Regions from separate parts of the Homo sapiens genome. Here regions 1 and 2 are each linked to region 3. A link is a loop called in an ENCODE intact Hi-C map of the cell type or tissue named here. Cell type or tissue: Calu3. All regions are shown on one strand. Links, peaks and the distances in the headings refer to the core of each region. The heading gives the core; the rest is flanking DNA.

What was found. Peaks named below come from ENCODE experiments on the same cell type or tissue, not always from the same donor. Only the 100,000 strongest peaks of a DNase experiment are listed, where the experiment ranks them.
Region 1: it touches region 3 in a loop (7-fold over the local background); 4 of 110 quality-filtered maps call a loop at or near these places.
Region 2: a loop joins it to region 3, with 3 times the contacts of the local background. A loop is called at or near these places in 6 of 110 quality-filtered maps.

The regions. Positions count from the first base shown.
Region 1 is chr4:73,337,638-73,345,510 of GRCh38, reverse strand. The region is part of intron 3 of ANKRD17-DT (ANKRD17 divergent transcript); the gene reads right to left. Among named protein-coding and RNA genes, the nearest start is that of ALB, 63 kb to the left of the region's middle. RefSeq lists enhancers at 1,704-2,205, 5,424-5,923, 5,924-6,425. In Calu3, for the core only: no CTCF peak of the experiment used is centred there; a DNase peak (open chromatin) is centred at 3,930.
Region 2 is chr4:73,569,901-73,577,773 of GRCh38, reverse strand. It overlaps RASSF6 (Ras association domain family member 6), which reads left to right. Exons shown (of 11, transcript NM_177532.5): 9 at 1,043-1,161; 10 at 1,267-1,364; 11 at 1,464-6,224. The coding sequence ends at 1,539. Among named protein-coding and RNA genes, the nearest start is that of RASSF6, 47 kb to the left of the region's middle. In Calu3, for the core only: a CTCF peak has its summit at 3,853 (motif pointing left); a DNase peak (open chromatin) is centred at 3,873.
Region 3 is chr4:73,919,267-73,927,139 of GRCh38, reverse strand. No RefSeq gene overlaps it. Among named protein-coding and RNA genes, the nearest start is that of CXCL1, 54 kb to the right of the region's middle. In Calu3, for the core only: no CTCF peak of the experiment used is centred there; a DNase peak (open chromatin) is centred at 3,629.

The DNA of each region.
Region 1 (7,873 bases), core at 1,800-6,799, 580 kb after region 3:
CTCTCAACACTCAACATCCTGTTATTGCAAGAGCAGTTCATTAAATGTTACAAGAAATTCAGTGTTTCAAGAATGCAGTACATGCTGACAAAGACATGGATACCATAGCTTCTTCATTCTTCTATAGATAACCATTATTTTATCTGTGTTCAGAGCTATAACTGAAGAAGTGGGAGAAGGAGGAAAAAGAAGGGGAAGAGAAAAACAGCAAGAACAAAATGAACAAGAACAGGAAGAAAGAAAGAAAAAATTAATTTAATATTTTTCCCTTGGAAAATAAAAGCTAAATTCCAAGAATATATCATTTGGATCATATTGGTTAGTTCTTAAGTTACTGTCTCTCTGATCTAAACCCATCCTTCTTTTCTTTATTTTGTAAAGTTGGGACAGAAACTTTGAGAATTGCGTTTCCCCTTTGTCAGTTAATTCCTGTTAAAATCTGCCAAAGACAGCTGCAGAAGAAGATTATAAAGCAGGAGGAAGACCAATATATTTTAGAAAGAAATAATATGGATAACAGCAGCAGTAGATAAACTGGGAAAAAAAAGAGGCAACAGAGAAATTCATTAAACAAATAAAATAAATCTTTAAAAATATTAATAAAATTTGAAAACTTCTGGCACAATTGATCAAGAAAAAAAGAGAAGCCACAAAAAAAATTGAACTGAATAAAAGGAATAGAGAAGTAGAGCTACAACAGAAATGAAGAAAGAATACTGAGGGTTTCTGCCTCAAGGAATGGCAGATAATTTATCTCTTATGAATACTCTGACTCCCAGTGGAAAATGGAATAGAGACAAAGTAGAAATGTGGGATTATTGGAACATATAATAAAGAAAACTTCCAACATAAACAAAATGGATTAGTATAATGAATCGTGAAAGAAGTCGGAACTTAAACATTGGAGGACAGAACACTACCATAGCTGCAGGTATTTCTGGGATGGCAAAATAAGGCTAGTTCTGGGAATATATAAAGAAAATGGAAATTGGAACCAAATGCTTCTTCAACATAAAAAGCCATTGCTAGGGTGAAGCTGACACAAACAGCCAGCTAACAGAAAGGAGCAAACAAAATTGGAAAATATTCAAAATACATAATGCATAGTGATAGTGCAAGTGTGTGCCAAACGTGCCCTCATACACTGTTTATGGTAATATTAATAGTATACAACCTTTCTGAAGGCAATGTGGCAATATGTTTCAATACCATAAAAATGTACATACTGTTTCATAAGGTGATCCACATTTGGTAGTTTGTTTAAAGACAAGATTCAGAGATGTGCCTCAAAATTTGCATTCCTAATGGTAATAAAATACATTCAACATGGGAATAGAGACCAAACAATTAAGCTGAGCAAGGATTATGCCCAAATCACCTCCTCCAGGAAGCCTTTCAGACAATCTATAAGGTGAAGTAGCTACCTCATCTGTGAGCTCCCATTGTCCCCTGCACTTCCCCCTAATTCACCACGCTTACAGTAGGCCATAAGGTGATGGTTTGATTATTTCTCTTATCCCCATCTGATGGTGTCTTTATCTCTGTATCTTCAGCACCTGCTCAAAGAAGGATTCAATAAATATTAATTGAATAAATTAAAGAAAAAAATAGGAAGAAAGGATACTTTTCATGAAAAAGGCATTGATCTGTAGACATGACAAATATGTGTAGGGATAAATTCATATTTCTTTTAATTAAAAAAAATCAATAGCCGAGTCTTCCACTTTATGAACAACGTAAGGCCTGTGCTGAGTTTCTTTCATTCACTTCGCCAGATCCACACCACACCCTTCTCCACCCTGGTCTGTGCTACAGGAAACTGACCTGCATGGACCGTGTCTACTGAATCCCTTGCCCTCTAGGTTCCATGAGGTTCTGTCAGTGGGAAGCCTGGTGGCAGATTGGGGTTGATAGGAGAATGAGGTAAGACTGTTAATTTCCTTGCTCCCTGCCTGCTGGGTCATTGTGAATCATTTGGTCTCTCTTTGGGAAGCTTCAGCTCTGGTTGGGCAGTTATCTCCAAACAGCCACCCACTCTGTGTTACAGTATCTGCTCTCTCCCCTTGCTTCTTCAGGCCTAGAAATAATACGGTCTCTCAGGCTGGGTGCAGTGGCTTACACCTGTAATCCCAGTACTTTGGGAGACCGAGGCAGACAGATCACTAGGTCAGGAGTTCGAAACCAGCCTGGCCAGCATGGTGAAACCTCATCTATACTAAAAGTACAAAAATTAGCCAGGCATGGTGGCACATGCCTGTAATCCCAGCTACTTGGGAGGCTGAGGCAGGAGAATTGTTTGACCCCGGGAGGCGGAGGTTGCAGTGAGCCGATATCGAACAACTGCCCTCCAGCCTGAGTGACAGAGTGAGACTTCTTCTCAAAAAAAAAAAAAAAAAAAAAAAAAGAAAAGAAAACAAAAAAGAAAAGAAAAGAAACGAAAAGAAAAGAAATAATACTGTCTCTCCATCTTGCTAGATCTGGCATAGTTGGGTTTTCTAAACTCTGCCTGCAGGTTTGTAAAAAAGTCCTCTTCTCAAATTACCTGGTTCGAATGGGCCCTCGGATTCTTGCCAGAACCCTGACTATTAAAAGGCCTTCATTCACAATTCTGAATAAGATCTTGAAAAGGGGACAAATTTTATGGTTGACCTTAGTATCCTCTAGTGTTTTTTTAATCCAAAGATATAATGATGAATATCAATAGGATCCTTTAAGGCAGTGTTAATTAGCAGAAATGTGCTAACAGTTTTACTATGGGCAAGCATTAATGCTTTTTAAAATCAATAATATAAACTATAGTTAGAAAATAGCATAAAACAAGCTGTTTCATAGCAGAAAAAAAGCTGTAAACCAGGAAAAACATTATCAGTTTTCTCTCCAAAGCAACGATGCAATTTAATCTTAAAATTCTAAAGAACAATAAATATTAAGAATCACTAGACAATAGGTGTCTCCATTATGCTATCCATTTTTATGTCCTATACTTTCAGTGTTTAGAACAGCACCTTGTACATGAGGACTGAGAAACTACTTATTCAACTAACTAATCAGGAAGCATACTGTAAACAAAACATAAAATATCATCTGTATAAAAAGGAAGATTTTACACTGAGAATATGAAGTGACAGTCTGGTTATTAATAAAGACATAAGTGACCAAAAGATCTAGAAAATAGTAAATACCCATAAATAAATACATAAAAATGATTGATATGTACATAGACTAAAACTATTGGACTTGTATGAAAACAGTAGATACCATTTGTTAAGTGAATACATCTATTAAGTACTTCACATATACTATTAATAGCTTCAATGCGCACATTCCTGTTACGTGGAGGTAATTAAGGAAGGCCTAGGAGGGGGTGATAGCTGTGTTAACCCAGAAAGAAGGAACAGGAATTGTCCAAGAAGATGAAAGGAGAAAGAAAGTTCCAGGTAGAACACCAACTTGTGCAAAATCACAGAGACAAGAGAGAAGGATGCATTTCAGGAACTTCAGACATTTCAGTCCTGAAGAAGGGGTGAAAGTTGCCAGGAGACAAAGCAGGATTTTATCATGAAGACCATGGGAAGCCATTATTTCTACATAGAAATATCATTATCTAACATTTGTTTTAGGCAAGTGTATGGCAAAGCAGTGTAAAGATGATTGTTATTAAGACTAAAATGAATAATAAGGGCAAGTAATAAATATACTGTAAAGCACAGACACTCGTTCTTATCTTTCTTAGGTTTTTGCTACGCTGCTTTTTGCACCCCTGCATTATTATACCAGTCTACATTCTAAGAAAAGTCACCTTTGGCTTTGTGCCCCCCAGTCAGCTGTTCAGTCTGTCCGGCAGATCCCCATTGGCGTTTATACCAACCAAATCTTTTGGAGTTGTACATCCTTTGCCTAATGCCCTAACAAGGCTCTACAGCACTCACTGGGACAAGAGCACCACCTTGTGTTGCATCACTGATTGTTCACAATTCTCAACATGCTTTGTTTTTGCTTGAGCTAGAGCTACTTGTGGCTGAGGCCTTTGAAGCTTCCTCCCAGGAGTAGCATAGAATAGAAAATTGTTAACAAATATTTTTCCAAATATAAAAAAAATGGAGCCCAAGCCCTTTTTTCAATACAGTAATAGTGCCAATGCCTAACATTAGTATATTGGTTACTACATGCTGGAAAATGCTTAGCTTATGTCCTCTGAACTCTTGCTATTTACTATTGTTTTTAACAGATTTATGCTTTAAAAAATGTTTTTAATACAACTCAAATTATGCTCTAGGAGCTAAAAGTCAGTTAAATGTAAACTTACCCTGTTCTGTCTTATAGAATCCCACAGTCAGTAAGTTTTTTAAAAGGATTCCAAGGAGTTCTTAGAAAGTACATTCCTTGATGTCTGCAAGCCTTTGCAAGCAGATCAACTATTTAAACTATTTTAAAAGAATTACTGTAGAAAGAAGTTTTCTTAAATTCCTGGAGAAGGAACATGCATAGATTCTTTCTGCCTCCTCCTCATTACACCACTCCACAGGCAGTTTTGCCTTACTTTTCTATTGTTCTGGCTTTATTTCTTTCTCATATTTATTGCAAAATAAGCTCCAAATAAGTAGAAGTTTATTAGTATTTTCTTAGAGCAGAAGCCAATATACCACCACTAAAAACACCACTGAACACACATGATGAACATGCAATACAAATTGAAAAGTCCATTAATGTATTATTGTTCCCATTTCAAGATGGGAAACTGAAGCTGAGGGAGGATTATAGAAGTTCATACATCTAGTAAGTGGTACAGTCATTTCAAATCCAGGTCTCTTGGACTCAGCACTTGTGACCAAAACCATTATGCTTTATTGTCTCTAACCATAGCATTCCAAATCATAAGCACATATTAATACCAAACATCTGTTAAGTATAATCCAAACAAATTATGTGCAAATGTCAAAACTGATACAAATTTGGAAAAAAGTTGATCATTCAAAACTTACTGCAAAACTACAGTAACCAAGGTGGCTGGCAAGATGGCCAGCTAAGAACAGCTCCAGTCTGCAGCTCCCAGAAAGATCAATGCAGAAAGTGGGTGATTTCTGCATTTCCAACTGAGGTACCCAGCTCATCTCATTGGGACTAGTTAAACAGTGGGTGCAGCCCACGGAGGGCGAGCTGAAGCAGGGTGGGCCGTCGCCTCACCTGGGAAGTGCAAGGGGTCAGAGAACTCCCTTGGAACTGGGTAACAGGCAGAGGCTGGAACAGTTTGGAGGACTCAGAAGACAGAAAAGTGTGGGAAAGTTTGAAACTCCTAGAGATTTGTTGAATGGCTTTGACAAAAATGCTGATGATGATATGAACAGTAAGGTCCAGGCTGAGTTGGTTGCAGATGGAGATGAGGAACTTATTGGAAACTGGAGCAAAAGTGACTCTCGTTAGGTTTTAGCAAAGAGACTGGCGGAATTTTGCCCCTGCCCTAGAGATTTGTGGGACTTTGAACTTGAGACAGATGATTTAGAGTATCTTGCAGAATAAATTTCTAAGCAGCATAGCATTCTACAGATGACTTGGATGCTGTTAGAAGCATTCAGTTTTAAAAGGGAAACAGAGCTTAAAAGTTTGAAAAATTTGCAGCCTAACAATGCAATAGAAAAGAAAATCTCATTTTCTGAGGAGAAATTCAAGCCAGCTGCAGAAATTTGCATAAGTAACGAGAAGCCAAATATTAATCTCCAAGACAATGGGGAGAATGTCTCCAGGGCATGTCAGAGACCTTTGCAGGAGCTTCTCCCATCACAGACCTGGAGGTTTAGGAGGAAAAAAATGGTTTCATGGGCAGGGCCCAGGGTCCCTGTGCTACGTGTAGTCTAGGGACTTGGTGCCCTGCGTCCCAGCTGCTCCAGTCATGGCTGAAATGGCCAACACAGAGCTCGAGCCATGTCTTCAGAGGGTGCAAGCCCCAAGCATTAGCAGCCTCCACATGCTGCTGAGCCTGCAGGTTCACAGAAGTCAAGAATTGGGGTTTGGGAACCTCCGCCTAGATTTCAGAAGATGTATGGGAATGCCTGAATGGCCAGGCAGAAGTTTGCTGCAGGGACAGGGCTCTCATGGAGAACCTCTGCTAGGACAGTGCAGAAGGGAAATGTGGGGTTGGCTCTCTGCGTGGGGTTGGGCCCTCTTGCATCAGTGTGACCTGGATGTGAGACCTGGAGTCAAAGGAGATTATTTTGGAGCTTTAAAATTTGACTGCCCCACTGGATTTTGGACTTGCATGGGCCCTGTAACTGTTTTGTTTTGGCCAATTTCTCCCATTTGGAACAACTGTATTTACCCAATACCTGTACCCCCATTGTATCTAGGAAGTAACTAGCTTGCTTTTGATTTTACAGGCTCATAGGCAGAAGGGACTTGTCTTGTCTCAGATGAGACTTTTTACTGTGGACTTCTGGGTTAATGCTAAAATGAGTTAAGACTTTGGGGGACTGTTGGGAAGGCGTGATTAGTTTTGAAATGTGAGGACATGAGATTTGGAGGGGCCAGGGGTGGAATGATATGGTTTGGCTCTGTGTCCCCACCCAAATCTCATCTTGAATTGTAATCCCATAATTCCCACATGCGGTGAGAGGGACCCAGTGGAAGATAATTTGAATCATGGGGGCAGTTTCTCCCATACTGTTCTTGTGGTAGGTTAATAAGTCTCATGAGATCTGATGGTTTTATCAGGATTTCCCCTTTTACATCTTTGTCATTTTTCTCTTGCCGCCACCATGTAAGAAGTGCCTTTTATCCCTCGCCATGATTCTGAGGCCTCCCCAGCCATGTGGAACTGTAAGTTCCTAATTAAACCTCTTTTTCTTCCCAGTCTCAGGTATGTCTTTATCAGCAGCATGAAAATGGACTAATACAATAGCCCAATTTAAAAATGGGCAAAGGAAGTGAATAGATAGTTCTCCAAAAAGGATATACAAATGGTCAATAAGCACTTGAAAAGATGATCAACATTATTAGCCACCAGGGAAATGAAAATCAAAACCACCAGATGTCATTTCACACCCAATAAGATGACTACCTGAAAAAAGATAGACAATAACAAATGTTAGCAAGAATGTGGAGATATTCAAATTCTCATATATTGCTCATGGGACTGTAAAATGGTGGTAGCCACTTTGGAAAATAGTCTGACAGTTTCTCAAAGGGTTAAACAGAGTTACCACATGATCCAGCAATTCCACTCCTAGGTATATACCCAAGAAAAATAAAAACGTATCTACACAAAAACGCACACACAAATGTTCATAGCAGCAGTATTCATAATAGCATAAAAGAGAAACCACCCAAATGTCCATCAATTGATGAACGGATAAACAAAATGTAGTATATTTATACAATGAAATATTGTTTAATAATAAAAAGAAATGAAGTAATGATACATGCCACTACATGCATAAACCTTGAAAACACGTTAAGTGAAAAACCTATCACAAAGGACCACATATTCCATGATTTCATTTATATGAATTTTCAAGAGTGGGAAAATTACAGAAAGTAGATTGGCAGTTGCCTGATGCTGGAGAGGAAAAGGAGATTGTAGGGTGATGGCTAGGGAATGTGGGTTTTTTGGAGGGGGTAATGACAATGTACTAAAATTGTGTTGATGGATGCATAACTCTGTGAATATACTAAAAACCCTTGAATTGTACACTTTAAGTGGGTGAATCATATGGCATGTGAATTATATCTTTAAAAACCATAATAAATTTACTTGTGATGGTCATTCAGGAATATTTTACTTTGCACACAGAAGCACAGGGGCATGTGATGATGCCGAGACAAAATCTTAGGTCAGACATAAATATGAAAACTGCAAGTCTCTAAAGCCTCATGTAGCTGC
Region 2 (7,873 bases), core at 1,908-6,907, 350 kb after region 3:
ATGAAGCAAGAGGATGCTAAGCCAAGTTAACATTGGACCTGAAGGTCAAAAGAGGATTCTGGTGGGTGGATGAGAGGAGCTAAGTTGTCAAGGCTCCCAACTGCTTCAGAAATGGCAGAGGAATTAGAACAGTAAACACTGACACTATGTGAACAGGAATGGGTAATATCACTTTAATTGTGGGGAGGCTGGGCTTTTGAGTTCTAGACTCTCTCTTGACTCTTTTCCTGGGATAAGTCCAGCTCAGGGAATGAGAACAGTTCTCACTGTTCTGAAGAAAGTAAGCAAGGTGAAGGAGAGAATGAGGAAATAAGATGAATATAAGGACACTATGTTTTGTTCATGCTTTATTCTGATAAAAATGAAATCCCAGATGTGAAACTACTTTGACAGAAAGCTATAAGTACTTTTGTAGCAGGAGTATTTATATTATAACTTTTGGAAATTTGAAGTTCTGGAAACACACCAGATTGGAAGATATTTTCTTTCTCTATCTCATTTTCATGGCTGAATGGATTAAGCCCAGATGAATGAATAATAAGAATATTATTGATCTCAAAAACCTCATGAATATATTTTTAAAGATGAGCCAAGAATTGGGTGTGGAGCGAGACAAAGGAAGAATTGAAAATAATTACATGGTTTTGGACCTGAAGAACCAGAAAGATGGAATTACATCAACTCAACTTGGAAAGAACCAATAAATATTTGTTGTATGGATGAAGGAATGGTGGAATGAAACCTAAATAATTATTGAGGCATATTGCTTTATAAAAGGCCTATCAGACCGGAGATTTGTTTGAACACTCTAATCAAAGGAAGGCTGAGTTCTTTGAGACATTAATCAAAACTTGAGATACAGTAAGAGAAAGAAGTTCATTTAAGTTTTAATTTCAATTTGCTTTTTTGAGTAATTGCCTCCTGTTGCAGGTGTTATTTTTTTCAAAGTGAGTTAAATACGAAAAATAAATTGGAAAATTATCTTCCTTCTTTTCCTGCAGCATGAACTTCTGATTGTGGTTGATTCTTGTTTTCACTGCAGAACAAAGACGACTAAAGAAGACAGACATTCCGCTACTGCAGAGGCTCCTACAGGGACCTTCTGAAAAGAATGCTCGCATTTTCCTCATGGATAAAGATGCAGAAGAAATTAGCAGTGATGTATGAATACCATCACCCTGAATCTGTTTTTTGCTTCCCTCCTGACTCAGCACCTCTTGCATAATTGTTCTGCTTTCTTTTTTTTTTCTTCTTCTTCTTTCTTAGGTGGCTCAGTACATTAACTTTCACTTTTCTCTCTTGGAATCCATTCTTCAAAGATTAAATGAAGAAGAGAAAAGAGAGATTCAAAGAATAGTAACAAAGTAAGTCAAGAGCATGCACATTGGATACTCCGTTCTTTAATATGTCCAATGCACAAAATATGTCCAATTTTTAATAGTCTTTCTTCTTCTCATTTTCAGATTCAATAAAGAAAAGGCGATTATACTGAAATGTCTTCAAAATAAACTAGTAATAAAAACAGAGACAACAGTTTAGCAGTACAAGCTTCTATTGCTAAAACATTTCAAAAAACTCAGAGATATTACTCTTTGATGAATGCATAAGTTCTGTACTTGCATTTATACGAACATATATGAGACTTGAATCGTAGAAAATTGAATGTCAAAAAAAGCTCATTTCTTTTTGAAGTGATGAGGTTAATTAGGGTTCACAGTTGGACAAAATGAGTTTGAGTTTAGTTTCAGTAACTGAAATAAGCTTGAATACTGCATATGCCAAATAGCTTTTATAGTAAACCATGTAATGAACTCAAATTTAAATGGTGTCTTCAGATAAGCAGTTTAAACTTCATTTAGCTTGGACTCTCAAGAGAACTGAAACATAATCAATGGATTCAGAAATGACTCAGAAAAAAGAAGCTGCCAGTTCTTGGAATGAAAAAGAAATACAGTCTTACACCATCAAGGAATCTACCTGATAGTGACAGTAGCTTCTTGAAAACTCTGGCATTTTCATAAAATCTAGGACTATCTTAAATGGCCTGTTGACTTCTGACTATCTGTAACATCAGAGCTGTCTGGCCTTTGGAAAGGAAAAATTATGGACTCTGTTAAGAAATCCTAATTGAAATTTTCTGAACCTCCCCCCAGCCCTTTTATTCTCTCTCTTCTGCTGATGAAAGACCTTTCATCAGTTCAAAGCTTTTCTTAAGCTCTTTTTTAAGTTAATTGAACTTTTTCTTTATTTATTTTTCAAAAAAATGTTTATATCACATAGACATATTACATCGGCTAAAGTAAGACTTGGCCCACAAATACCTATTTGTTGCTGAATGAATACAATGGATAAAGCAAGGCTGTTGTAGCTGAAGTTACATAGGGAATCCCAAACTCTGCCCTCTTAGCATCTTATTCTACATGACAACTCTCAAGGTACTCACAGATCTGTTTAACCCACTTGAAAAAAAAACACTAAAAATGAAGAAATGCTATAAGTATAAACTATGATTTTATTTATAAATTCTGTATTAAAATGGAATTATATGCAACATTCTTTCATTCTGTAAACTAATTCCATTTGCATTCCTCATAAGCATTGTAGTAAATTGATCATATTACATGTACTAAGGAATGAGATTATATGCAGTAAACCCAACTGGAAGATTAACAATATTAAAATATGAAACATTTTTAAGACAAAGGCATTACTTCTCAGTATTACCAAACCTAAACTGGTTGAAGGTGAAAGTGTGCTATGGCCTTTTCAAGCCTAAGAAGTCTCTCTTACTGAGTAAACCAGAGGCTTGCATCGCTATTCTTTCACCTGTCAATATTAATAAGAAAATAGTCTCATCTCACTTAAATGAGGCAAATGTAATAGTTAAAATTCAACATACTTATAAAAAACTAGTGTCATGTACCTGCCATGAACATGACAAAAGGTTAGTCTTCAATAGACTGAAATGTATAAGAGAAGAACCAAGTCTTACATAGAAAAAAAAGGTAGATATGAAAAGAAAAATCACAGAAGAGAGAATGCAAATGGCCACTAAGTATATGAAAAAAGTCGTATCTTAACAGTGAACAACTGTGTTAGTCTGTATCAATCAGAAGACAGAAACAAGGTAGTAATTTAAACAGGGAAAGTTTAATATAAATAATAATTAAGCTATGATAGGAGAATAATAATAAAGATGAAAAGAGAAGGTACCCTAAGGCTGAGGGAAAGAATCCTAACAAGGAAAGGCAGGAATGAGGGTTTCAGAATTCACTGGAGAAGGTGTGGTTGCAGCCCACTGGAGAGAAGTTTGCTGGCTTGCCCAGGCCAGAGCAGGACCACAGATACTGGACAAGCTGGTACAGCCAACCCCCTAGGTGTGGACCAGCTGAGGCAGGTGGGCAGATATGCAGAGGGACTTGGGGCTTTGCCAAAGGGTAAGCACAAAGAAGGAGTCACGGGTTCTGTTCGAGGCACTGTTGGGATTAGGAGCCGGAGGGACCTACTTTGCAGGAACCTAGCATAACTTTGTGTGACGAGACTGCACAAGACAAAGCTCAGGCAAGTGGCTCAGTAGTTGGCCAGCCCAGCAGGGTCCTCTGTATGAGTGTGCACCCAGCTGAAGAGAAGAAATGGAGAGCAGCAATTGGAGCTTCAGGACCGGCTTGCACTGTGGCTCCAGGTTATACCACCACTGCCCAAAGCAAAAGCTAGAGAAGCAAGTGGAGAAATGCTGGAGAAAGCTGCACCCTACAGGCAACCAGCACTGCAGAAACCACTCCAGGCAAAGTAGTGAAGGAAAAAAGCCTGCTCTCCAGTAGCCTGGCCTGTCAGCCTGGAGGAATCAGGAAAGACCCCTTCCTCTTGCAGTGTGTCTCCAGCGCCCTCTACTGACAAAGTATGCCATCATGCAAGCTGCAAAGGAAACATTTCAAGAGTCTATATCTATTTTCACGGAGCGGGCAACCAACAGTGAATGTGGAGCTGAGAGACAGTAAAATAATAACTGACATGCCACCGAAGTACAAAGTAAAATAAATAAATAAATACACATTTTGGCCTATTAGCAAAGATTAAGAAATGATAACATTAAATACTCAATAAATCACCATGAGATGGGGACTCAAACTTCTGGTAAAAATACAAATAGATATAATTTTTCTTGAAGGCAATTTAGTAGTCTGTTTATCCTATAATTCTACTTGTAAGATCCTATCATATGAAAATAACCAGAGATACAAAGACATTCTGCAAAGATATGTTTTATATTGTTATTTATTGTGACAAAAGGAAATAAAAAGCCTAAATGTTCAGAAAATTATTTTAAAAGATGAAAGAGGGAAATAGGCCATGGACGGTGGCTCACGCCTGTAATCCCAGCACTTTAGGAGGCCAAGGTAGGTGGATCACTTGAGGTTGGGATTTCGAGACCAGCCTGGCCAACATGGTGAAACCCTGCCTCTACTAAAAATACAAAAAATGAGCCGGGTGCAATGGCAGGCACCTATAATGCCAGCTACTCGGGAGGCTGAGGCAGGAGAATCGCTTGAACCCGGGAGGCGGAGGTTGCATGAGCCGAGATGGCGCCACTGCTCTCCAGCCTGGACGACAGAGCAAGACTCCGTCTCTAAAAAAAAAAAAAGAGGGAAATAAACATTTATTTGTATATTGTTATGTAGCCATTAAAATTCTGTTTCCAAGTAATTTTAATTACAGGGGTAAATTCTTATATATCTAAATAAGAATATACACATACACATGTTCCAAAATATTTATTATGTACTTAAGGCATATATATTATATATGTATGTGTGTGTATATATATATGTATTTGTGTGTGTGAACACTAATATTTGCATATATATACACACAAGAAATAAAAACATGTTAAAAATGGCTATATCTGCATTGTAGAATTATGAGTGATTCATGTTTTTCTAACTTCCCTATCTGTATTAAGTGTTCTATAGTTTATATTTGTTACTTTTTACATCAGGAAATAGTAAAGTTATTATTTAAAACTTATGAACAAAAAAGTAACAAGCACATGCAAGCACAGAGTTCTACCAAATGCAAAAAATTTCAAATCAATTATTCAAATGAGACATTAACATCACTTCTGTGGTAGTTTTATATCCATAAAGTCTGATTCTTCTCCTTTGAAGAGATGAAGCTTAATCTTCCTCATCCTGAAAATGGGCTGGACTTAGTGACTTACGTCTTTTTATTTTATTTTTAATTGACAAATAATAATTGTATGTATTTATGGGGTACAATATTATATTATTATATATGTATACATTATGGAATTATTAAATCAAGCTAATTAACATATCCATAACCTCTTATAATTTCTTTGTGGTGAGAACATTTAAAAATGTACTCTTTTAGCAATTAGGGACTTACTTTTAATACAGGAAAATGGAAGAGACTGTGAGACTTTGAAGTAGGTCATAAAAGTCACTGTGGCTTCCTCCTTGCTCTCTCTTGGACCACTTGCTCTGGGGGAAGTCAACTGCCATGTCCTGAGCAGCCCTGGAAAGACCTACATGATGAAGAACTGAGACCTTCTATCAAATGCCAGCAGGGAATTGAGGCCTCCTGTCAACAGCCATTTTAGAAGTAGATCTTCCAGCCTCAGTCAAGCCTTCAGATGACTGCAGCCCTGTCTAATAGCTTGACCGTAATTTCATGAGAGACCTTCAGCCAGAAAACCCAAGGAAACCATTCTGGATTCCTCATCCTCAGAAACTGTATGAGATAAGAAGTGTTTGTTGTAGTACGCCGCTAAATTTGGGGCAATTTGTTACATAGCAATGTATAGCTCATACAATTTCTGGGAAAAAAATAGTTTATTTTCGAATCATTTTTGCATAATGCAAGAATATAAACTTGTCACAGAATAATTTATCCTTGTTTTAGGTGGTCCAAATATTTCATTGTCAGTTATATATTAGCTCAAATTAAATTTTAGATAATATATATTATTATTAATGGTAAAGAATGTGTCACATTTATCTTTATAGCTTTTCTGTACCTAATATTGTGTCTTGTGCGTAGGATGTGCTCAATAAAAATTGATTGAATAAATAAGTGAATGAAAGAATAAATGAATGAGTGAAGGAATTATCTGAAATATTTTTATAAAATTCCCCATATGTATGTATTACTTATTACAAGTCTGGTCCCATAGCTGAAAAAATATTAAACATTATATATATATATATGTTTTTCCCTGATATAGTGGTATATTTTATTATCTCTTGGCTCTACTATGAAATATTCAGTTAGGTGTCATTACTGTTTAATTTGGTTTAGGGCTATTTAGATTGGTTTTTGAAACTGAAGGGGAAAGAAGCCCCTTGCAATGCAATTGATGAAGTGATAAAGACAGCAGGTATAACTATTAGGTGGAGGCATATATATGGGAAAGAACAAGAAATAGGATGTAGTTACAGAGGGCAAAACCTTTCAATGACATTCATTTGTCTTCTAAATTAATAACATCTAATACCTATTAGATTGAGCCATTTGAAATTGCCAATATTTGACCTACAAAGGCAATGATTTCATATTGTTCAAACTAATAACAACTTATTTGCTGGGCACTACGTTTAATATTCATTACAATTCCATAAGGAAATTATTCTTTCAACCTCATGCTACAGATAAAGAAAGTAAGCCATGGAGCAGTTAGGAGATTTGCCAAGGTTTTTAGTAGAAGAAATAGGTAGGATTTAAACTTATGGCTCCAGAAGCCATACAGTTAACCACCATAATCTGTGGCTTCCCCCGAACTATGCTTCCCGAATCTGCCATTCTAAAATGTGTCCTCATTTTTAAGTGGAATAATAGTACCTACTTCATTGGACAGTTGGGGGAGTTACAAGAATAGCACATGTAAAGCCTGGCACTTTGCACATAAGAATGTGATAAATATTAGCTATGTTATAATTAAACTTCAGTATATTCCCCAACCACCATCGTAGCCTTATCTTCTACTAAGACTTACTGCCCACAGCTATGTCATTTTTGTCTTAAAACCAGCCAAACTAAATCACTCAGCCTTCCCTGAAACACTGCACACTTTAGCACATCTCTTTCTGTTGAAACATTCCCATTTTCTAGTCCCTGGTTAGGGTCCCTTCTTCCATTACCTTTCCTGGTCTCTGTAACAATGTGTGATCTCAAGCTCCTGTGTACCACAGTTTCAGTTAGCTCTGCTCTTGTGACACCAGAATTTTGAAATTTGCCTTTTATTATAATTCTTTATGTGCTTATATCTTGTATAAATGCATTAGTGATCTGGTGAAATCATATTCATATTTGTATTATTCCTTGTAGTATCTAGCACAGTGTATTGAATGCATTAGGTACTCAGCAAATGTTTATTGGATCTAATTCACTAATGCATATGAATGTGTTGAAGTCACTGAAGTGAGGAAAAATAATTAAACTCAAGGAAAGGGTATTAGAATGATAATTAATTTTTTTATAGTTCTCTAATCAAAATAATTCATTTATTTAAGCACTTAGTTTTACTTTATCTTTTATACAAAAATATCTGGAAAAATAAAAACAAGTCCAAATGATACCCATCAGTTCTTTATGTCTTTTGCAGAAAGATTTCCAAAGAAAAAAAGTACTATCACAAATAATCACTTCAAGCTCAAATTAATTTAAGTGCATTATATTGTATTGGTGCCAATACAGCATCACATATTTAGGGTAAAGATTAAAGGTGAAACCTTTAGGAAGGTAACTTTATTATGAAGCTTATGATTAGGAAGGTAACTTTATTATGAAGCTTATTTCATTCAGTTTGGCAATAAACATTTTCAGTATTGGCATAGACAAAAACTCCAAGTTGCTT
Region 3 (7,873 bases), core at 1,643-6,642:
TTTCTAGTTTATGTGCATAAAGATGTTCATAATATTCTCTGATAGTTGTTTGTATTTCTGGGAGGTCAGTGGTAATATCCCCTTTGTCATTTCTGACTGTGGGTATTTGAATCTTCCCTCTTTTCTTCTTTATTAGTCTAGCTAGCAGTCTATATACTTTATTAATTTTGTCAAAAAATACAGCTTCTGGATTTGTTGATCTTCTGAATGGTTTTTCATGCCTCAATCTCCTTCAGTTCAGCTCTGATTTTGGTTATTTTTTGTCTTCTGCTAGCTTTGGGACTGATTTACATTTGGTTCTCTAGGTTTTTTAGTTGTGATTTTAGGTTGCTAACTTGAGATCTTTCTAACTTTTTGATGTGGGCATTTGGTGCTGTTACTTTCCCTCTTAACACTGCCTTAGCTGTGTCCCAGACATTCTGATTTGTTGAATCTTTGTTCGCAGTAGTTTCAATGAATTTCTTGATTTCTGTCTTAATTTTACAATTTACTCAAAAGTCATTCAGGGGCACGTTTTTCATTTTCCTTGTAATCGTTATGAGTGAATTTCTTAGTCTTGATTTCTAATTTAATTGTGTTGTGTTCTGAGTGACTCTTTGTTATGACTTCAGTTCTTACTTCCAATTATCTGATCAGTTTTACAGTATGTGCCACGTGGCAATGAGAAAAATGTATATTCTGTTGCTTTGGGGTGGACAGTTCTGTAGGTATCTATCAGGTCCATTTGATTCAGTGCTGGGTTTAGGTCCTGAATAGCTTTGCTAATTTTTTCTCAATGATCTGTCTAATATTGTCAGTGGAGTATTAACGTCTCCCACTATTATTGTGTGGAAGTCTAAGTCTCTTTGAAGGTCTCTAACAACTTGCTTTATGAGTCTGGGTGCTCTTGTGTTCAGTGCATCTATCTTTAGAATAGTTATATCTACTTGTTAAATTGAACCCTTTACTATTTTGTAATGCCCTTGTCTTTTTTGACCTTTGTTGGTTTAAAGTCTGTTTTATCAGAAACTAGGATTGCAACCCCTGCTTTTTTCTGTTTTCCATTTGCTTGGCAGATTTTTCCTCTATGCCTTTATTTTGAGCCTATGTGTGTTATCAGATGTGAGATCAGTCTCTTGAAGATAGCATACCAAAAGGTCTTGGTTCTTTATCCAGTTTGCCACTCTGTGTCTTTTAATTGGGACATTTAGACAATTTATATTTAAGGTTAGTATTGATATGTTTGGATTTGATCCTGTCATCATGATGTTAGCTGGTTATTTTGCAGACTTATTTATGTGGTTGCTTTATAGAAAATGCCTCAGCATTTGCTTGTCTGAAAAAGACATTATTTCTCTTTTGCTTATGAAGCTTAGTTTGGCTGGATATGAATTTCTGGGTTAGAATTTCTTTTCTTTAAAAGTGTTGATTATTGCCCCCCAATCTTATTCACTGCAAAGTGATTCCATTAAAACACAAACCTAATTAGGTTACCTTTCTGCCTTGGGAGTCTTCAATGGTTCTGTATCATCTACAGCAAATACCACTGGGCATGAGTAACGTATTAGTTTGCTTGATAACAAAGTACCACACACTGAGTGACTTAAAAACATAAATTTATTTTCATACAATTCTGGAGGCTAGAAGTCAAAGATCAAGGTGTCAGCTGAGTTTTTTTTTCCCAAACATTTCTAGACATTAAGAGAGTATATACATGGTTATAAAAAGTCACTTAGTCTGGAGTATATTGAAATCAAATTTATTTGTATATGATAGATTCAAAATATGTAATATATAAAATATCATAAATAAGTCCAAGAAGAAATATATAAATATTTCATTAGAAAATTTTAACATATATTTTTAAATAATTGATAATTTATGCAGAAAAGACATTAAGATACAGACTATTAAAAAGCACAATTAATACATTCCATGCAATGGATATATCTGTATATATGTTTTTACATATATATCGATATATATGTATATATGTATATACATGTATCGATACATATACACATATATATCGATATATATACACATATACATATATATGTAAAAACATATATACATGATATATATATCAATATATGTAAAAACATATATACATGATATATATATCAATATATACATATCCATTGCATGAAATGTATTAATTGTGCTTTTTATGTATATGTATGTATATTAATATATATCTCCACATACTCAATTTTCAATAGCTACAGAGTATATTCTTTTCTTAAAAAAGCCCACTTTATTGAGGTGTAACTGATATACAAAAAGAAAAATAACAAACAGTTAAGGAGGAAATTTTTGGAAGTAATGGATAGGTTCATGGCAAAGATTATGGTGATAGTTTCAGAGAACATAGTATTTTCAAGAAGACATGGACCATTTATGAAAGCTGACCACATATTTAGATAGAAGGCAAGACTCAAAAATACTTTTCGATGTTTGTTGTGATACACACAATGATCTGTGATTATTGTGTGAATAAGTTAGGTATCAACCACAAAACTGTACTTTAGAAAAAAACTCAACAATACTGAAAGCAACATATATTTGGAAATTAATAAAATCACTTCTAAATAACTCAAAAATCAGAAAATCAGAAAATACATAAAAACTTATTAGAAAATATATAGAATCAACTGATAATTTTGCCGTATGTTGAACACATGAGACCTAGGTAATGTAGGGACATTTACAGCTTTAAAATGCTATGCTAGAAAATGAACTTAAAATATCTAAATTAAATAAAAAGACAAAGAGAAGGAACTAGATATAAGAGTAGAAATTTATGAAATTGGAAACACACATTCAATAGAAAGGATCACCAAAACCAAGAGTTGGTTGTTGAATAGATTTTGGTGTGATTGGTCAAGACTGCAGACATTACAAAGTTAACAAGAAGATGTTATCATTTGGTGGCGATTAATGTGAAAATAGGTAAAATGGACAAATTTGTAGAAACATATAACAGTAAATTAAAGAGGAAATATTATATTTAAATAAACCTGTAACCTTTAATAAAGTTGAATTAATACTTACAATATTTCCTACCCAAGAAATGCACAAAACCAGCCATTTTTAATAGGGAAGTCTACCAAATATTCAGGAAAAAAAATTCAAACTTACAGAAATTATTTCACAGTGTCAAAATTTAGATCCCTTTCTGACTTACTACATAAGGCTGACATATTCCTGATAATAAAACCTGACAAGAGCTATTTCTGAAAGGAATTTTTCAGGTGAATCACAATATGACTATAAATGTAAAAGTTCTTTAAAAATAAAGGATTAGAAAACTGAAAATTAGAAGTTTAAAAAATACATCAAGGGATACAAGATTGACTCAATATAGGAAAGTCAATCAATATAATTCACTAAGTTGAAATGTCAATGAAAAAATATAAGAACTCGTTAAATATTCAATATAATTATCAGGGTTTATTTTACTACATAGTATATATAATACTTCTCAATGGTAAAAATCAGCTATTACAATATGATGCCATTTTGCAAAAATATGTTTATTGAAAAGTAATATGATCTAGGAATGGAAGCCAAAATTCTAATTCTAGGATTTGATAAATAGGACTTTTCTAAGTCTGTCACAAGGTGGCCCCAAATCCATATTCTTCATGGCTCTGCATTTGTGGAAAATGAATCAAACAGCAAAAAGAAGGTAATACAGCAAAAATCTAAGGTAATAATAATCCAGTGTATACATAGCCCACTTAATAATCAATTGTCCACTTGGCTAAAAGAAGAGAGAAAAGCAATCTTATTACATTTGAAATGAGGAAGGAAGCTGATAAATGCATCAAGGCATTTTTCTTCAAGATTAGTCTCAACAAAAGTAATAAATAATCCTTTTGACATTCAGTATTTCGATGAGCACACAGGCTAGTAATATGCAGGCTTGGCTGAGAAAAATCTGTGATCTTTACCTTTTCCCTCTTTTCTATTAACAATTATTTAGTTTTTGACCTTGCCTGAGTACTTGTAAAACAGTTTCAGAACTGTCTTCTTTTTTCTGTTCTACTTGCCATACAAAGAAAAACTGTAGATTATAAATCATGTAAGATCCTGTCAGGAAAGCCTCTGATTAAAAGTCTTATACAAAATCATGACTAATTAATTCATTTCTTCTTCCTTCCTCTTATCTCAGAATCCTTGAAGTCTTAAGATGGCACCACAAAAATTTCTTTTCAGACAGTGAGAAATTCTTTCAAGGCTGGGTAACACAATGCTAGAAAAAATGCCTGGCTATTGACTGCAACTGATAGACAATATTTGAATAAATAGTAAAACAATTAGTACAGAAGATTGATATTTTAGTTTAACTTAATTGTGGTATAGCTTGGACAAGTCACTTCAAGATAATAATATTTTATTCTTGTGGTTTTTTGAGAATTAAGTGAGATAGCAGGTACGGTTCTGAATACTGTTCCTGGCACATGGAAGAAACTTAATGCTACTTTTGGCCATTGTCAATGCTTTCATTCAGAATACAATGGAATAATGAAAATAATTACTTGTCAATGGAAAGAGCTAAACATATCCCTGCTTATATTCTCAACTGATTCTGAATTGGGCTTCATATACCAGCTCTAAATGGTATCTTCCAAATCTGTTTGTTTTTGTGAAGGAAAGGGTAGTCAGAAGTGATAGACAGCCTGACTTATCTTGAAACAGCACAGCCTGGAATTTAGTAGGGTGTTCTGAGTATACCTTAGCAAAAAATATAGAAAACTATGATTTTTGAGTGAGTTCATAGATTTTTAAAAGTAAATGAGAGAGGCTTGATTTGATTGTGCACTGTCTACTATGAATTTTATATTTGTCTCAGGGAAAGGAAGCAGAAATGGCACAATTGTTGAACTTAGTAATCTTCAAAAAAGTCTCTTCTGCTTCTGCCTGGTAAATAAGAAGGTAAAGGGCCGGGCGCGGTGGCTCACGCCTGTAATCCCAGCACTTTGGGAGGCCGAGGCGGGTGGATCATGAGATCAGGAGATCGAGACCATCCTGGCTAACAAGGTGAAACCCCGTCTCTACTAAAAATACAAAAAATTAGCCGGGCGCGGTGGCGGGCGCCTGTAGTCCCAGCTACTCGGGAGGCTGAGGCAGGAGAATGGCGTGAACCCGGGACGCGGAGCTTGCAGTGAGCCGAGATTGCGCCACTGCAGTCCGCAGTCCGGCCTGGGCGACAGAGCGAGACTCCGTCTCAAAAAAAAAAAAAAAAAAAAAAAAAAAAGAAGGTAAAATTAGACAATCTAATTGTAGTGTAGATAAATCACAATTCATAATCAATTCTGACTCATTATGCTCAGAATTTCCAGCACATTATTTAGCACAAATTATTAAGATTCTATTGCCTATTCATTTATGGCAAGGATTTTTACAACTAGCCATCAAGACCAAGGTCTTAGACAACATTTGTAACACTAAATGTAGAATGCAGGTCTCCATGCATTTTAAAGAAAAATGTTTAATGCTTATTTTCCAAGATAAATGTGTTATTAAGACATGGAAACATTCATCAAGAATGTTGTTTATAACTGAAACATTTCAAGGTGGATCCAAATGCAGTATTTATACCTGACCTTTTGAAACTTGCCAAAAGCTACATTATACTTTTAAAGACTAAAGATTGAAAAAAGAGTGCCAAAAGTGATTAGTTATATACGTACATACACACATACATACCATGCATACCAATATACATATACACTAGATACTCTGCTAAATAATTTTTATATATTATTGCATCTAATTTTAACATTGATTTTATAGTACAAGTACTATTATTATCCCTATTATCTTAGATGAGGAAATCAAGACTTGATATGCTAGATTAGTCTTGTCTGAAATATTTGCCAATATACTATTTGATTATGAAATAATTGATATATGCAAAAGAAACTTACCAAAGATGTAAAGAATAAAGCTTAATAAAAGGCATAATAAAAACAAACACCCATGCATATCGTGAACATTGGAACTAGACTTTTACCAATATTATTGAATCTTATGTGCTTTTCCACTATTCTGTCCCTCTGCCTCCAACCAGAGTTAATTACAATCCTAAATTTTGATATATTCTTTGAGTAAGAAGTGTAGCTATTTTCTAAAACCATCCTAATTATTGATTTATTTGTGGCACTTATTTAGCATTCATAAAACTACATGGATGTTTTGGCAGTCATAGATTTAATACAAATACTGTTAACATAATTCCTGGATTTTATACTTTCTCTTAGAATTTAGCAGCTGGCATGGTGGTTTTAATTTAGTAGTTAATCACGATTTTATAACATTCATTTACTTAGTACTGAATCATAAAAAAATATTGAATTTGGCATTATTGAAACATTTTAGTTTTCCTAAAATTGACCAAAAGTTCAGATAAATATCGAAATATTTTAGTTTTCCTACAATTTTCCAAAAGCTTGGATTGAACAAGGGTAACATCAAATATGTTTTTCCATAAATTTTTGCCACTTTATTATGTTGTCAATGGGAATGTTGAAAACCAGTAAACCCAAAAAACTTTTTCTGCTATTTATATCTCAGAACCAGCAGATTGTAGAAATCTCTTTCAGCTTTTACTTTGGTTACTCTTGCAATATGCCTGCTATTTGCAGGCACTGGCATATTATATGATTCAATATTTTCCATTTGAATTGTTGATAAAATTGAAAAGATGGCCCTTATCAATCCCGGATCAAACATTTATTGAACATCTACTAAGTGCTAGAAAATACTCAAAGTTGGATCTTCTAATATGAAAAGAAAAACTCCAGGAAGTCAGGACACAAAATTAAAAAGACATACATGAATCTGCCCATTTTAAAATTAATTTAATAAAGCACTTACAAAAACAAATGGAATTCAGGACATAATGAAGTCTTAAAGGAGTTTTTGTAGGCATTGTGATTGTCTGGGATTCTGGATCATGATTCTTTGTATCAGGAAGCTACTGCATTGAGCAGGTGTCAGTAGAGTAGTGAATGCTGGGCACCTGCATGTTACTCTTTCCCATGTCATCCCTTATAGCCGAGAATGTCCATATGCTGATTTATACAAGTATACAGTCCTTCGATGAAGGCTTGAGAGCAACTGAAGGGAAAATGTGAGGCGAGCCTGGAATAGCTTTTTATTCCAGAAGGTAAGGGAGTGCTCAGAAACTCAGAAACAGGAGTCAGCTTGAAGGAATGCTCCTCTTGGGGAAGAGGAGATGTGAGTGAATAGGTTAGGAGACTGAGGAAGTTAGCCAAGTAGATATCTGGTGGAAGGGGATTCCAGGCAAAATAAATAGCCACAAAATAGAAGCACAGCTGCTGTGGGTTTAAGGAACAGTAAAGAGCCCATGGTGGCTGGGGTGAGTGAGCAAGGGAAACAACACTGTTGAAAATGCTATCAAGGAGGGAATAGGGAGCCTCGGGAGGTAAGGCCTGTGACCCATCTCTAAGGATTTGGATGTTAACTCAGAGTGAGAGGAGAACCAATGGGGGATTTTGAACAGAGCAGAATCATAGTTTGACTTACATTTTGTAAAGATTGCACTGGCAAGTGTGTTAAGAATAGACATAGAAGAGCTTAAAGATACCAGTTAGGAGCCTTTTGCAATGATTCAGGTGACTGAAGATGGTGGCTCAACCCAGGGGGGTAGCAGTGAAAGTGGTTATGAAGGTAGAACCAACAAGATTTTTTGTTGGATTGGATGTAGAGTGTGGGAGAAAGAGAAGAGTTGAGGATGACTTTTAAGTTGGCCTATAATAATATTTTAGGCAACAGATACATAGATAGAGAAAACAGAGCTGGAGTGGTCAGGTTGGATCCAAAAGAAATTGAGAAATGAAATTTATTAGAATTGGAGATAAAA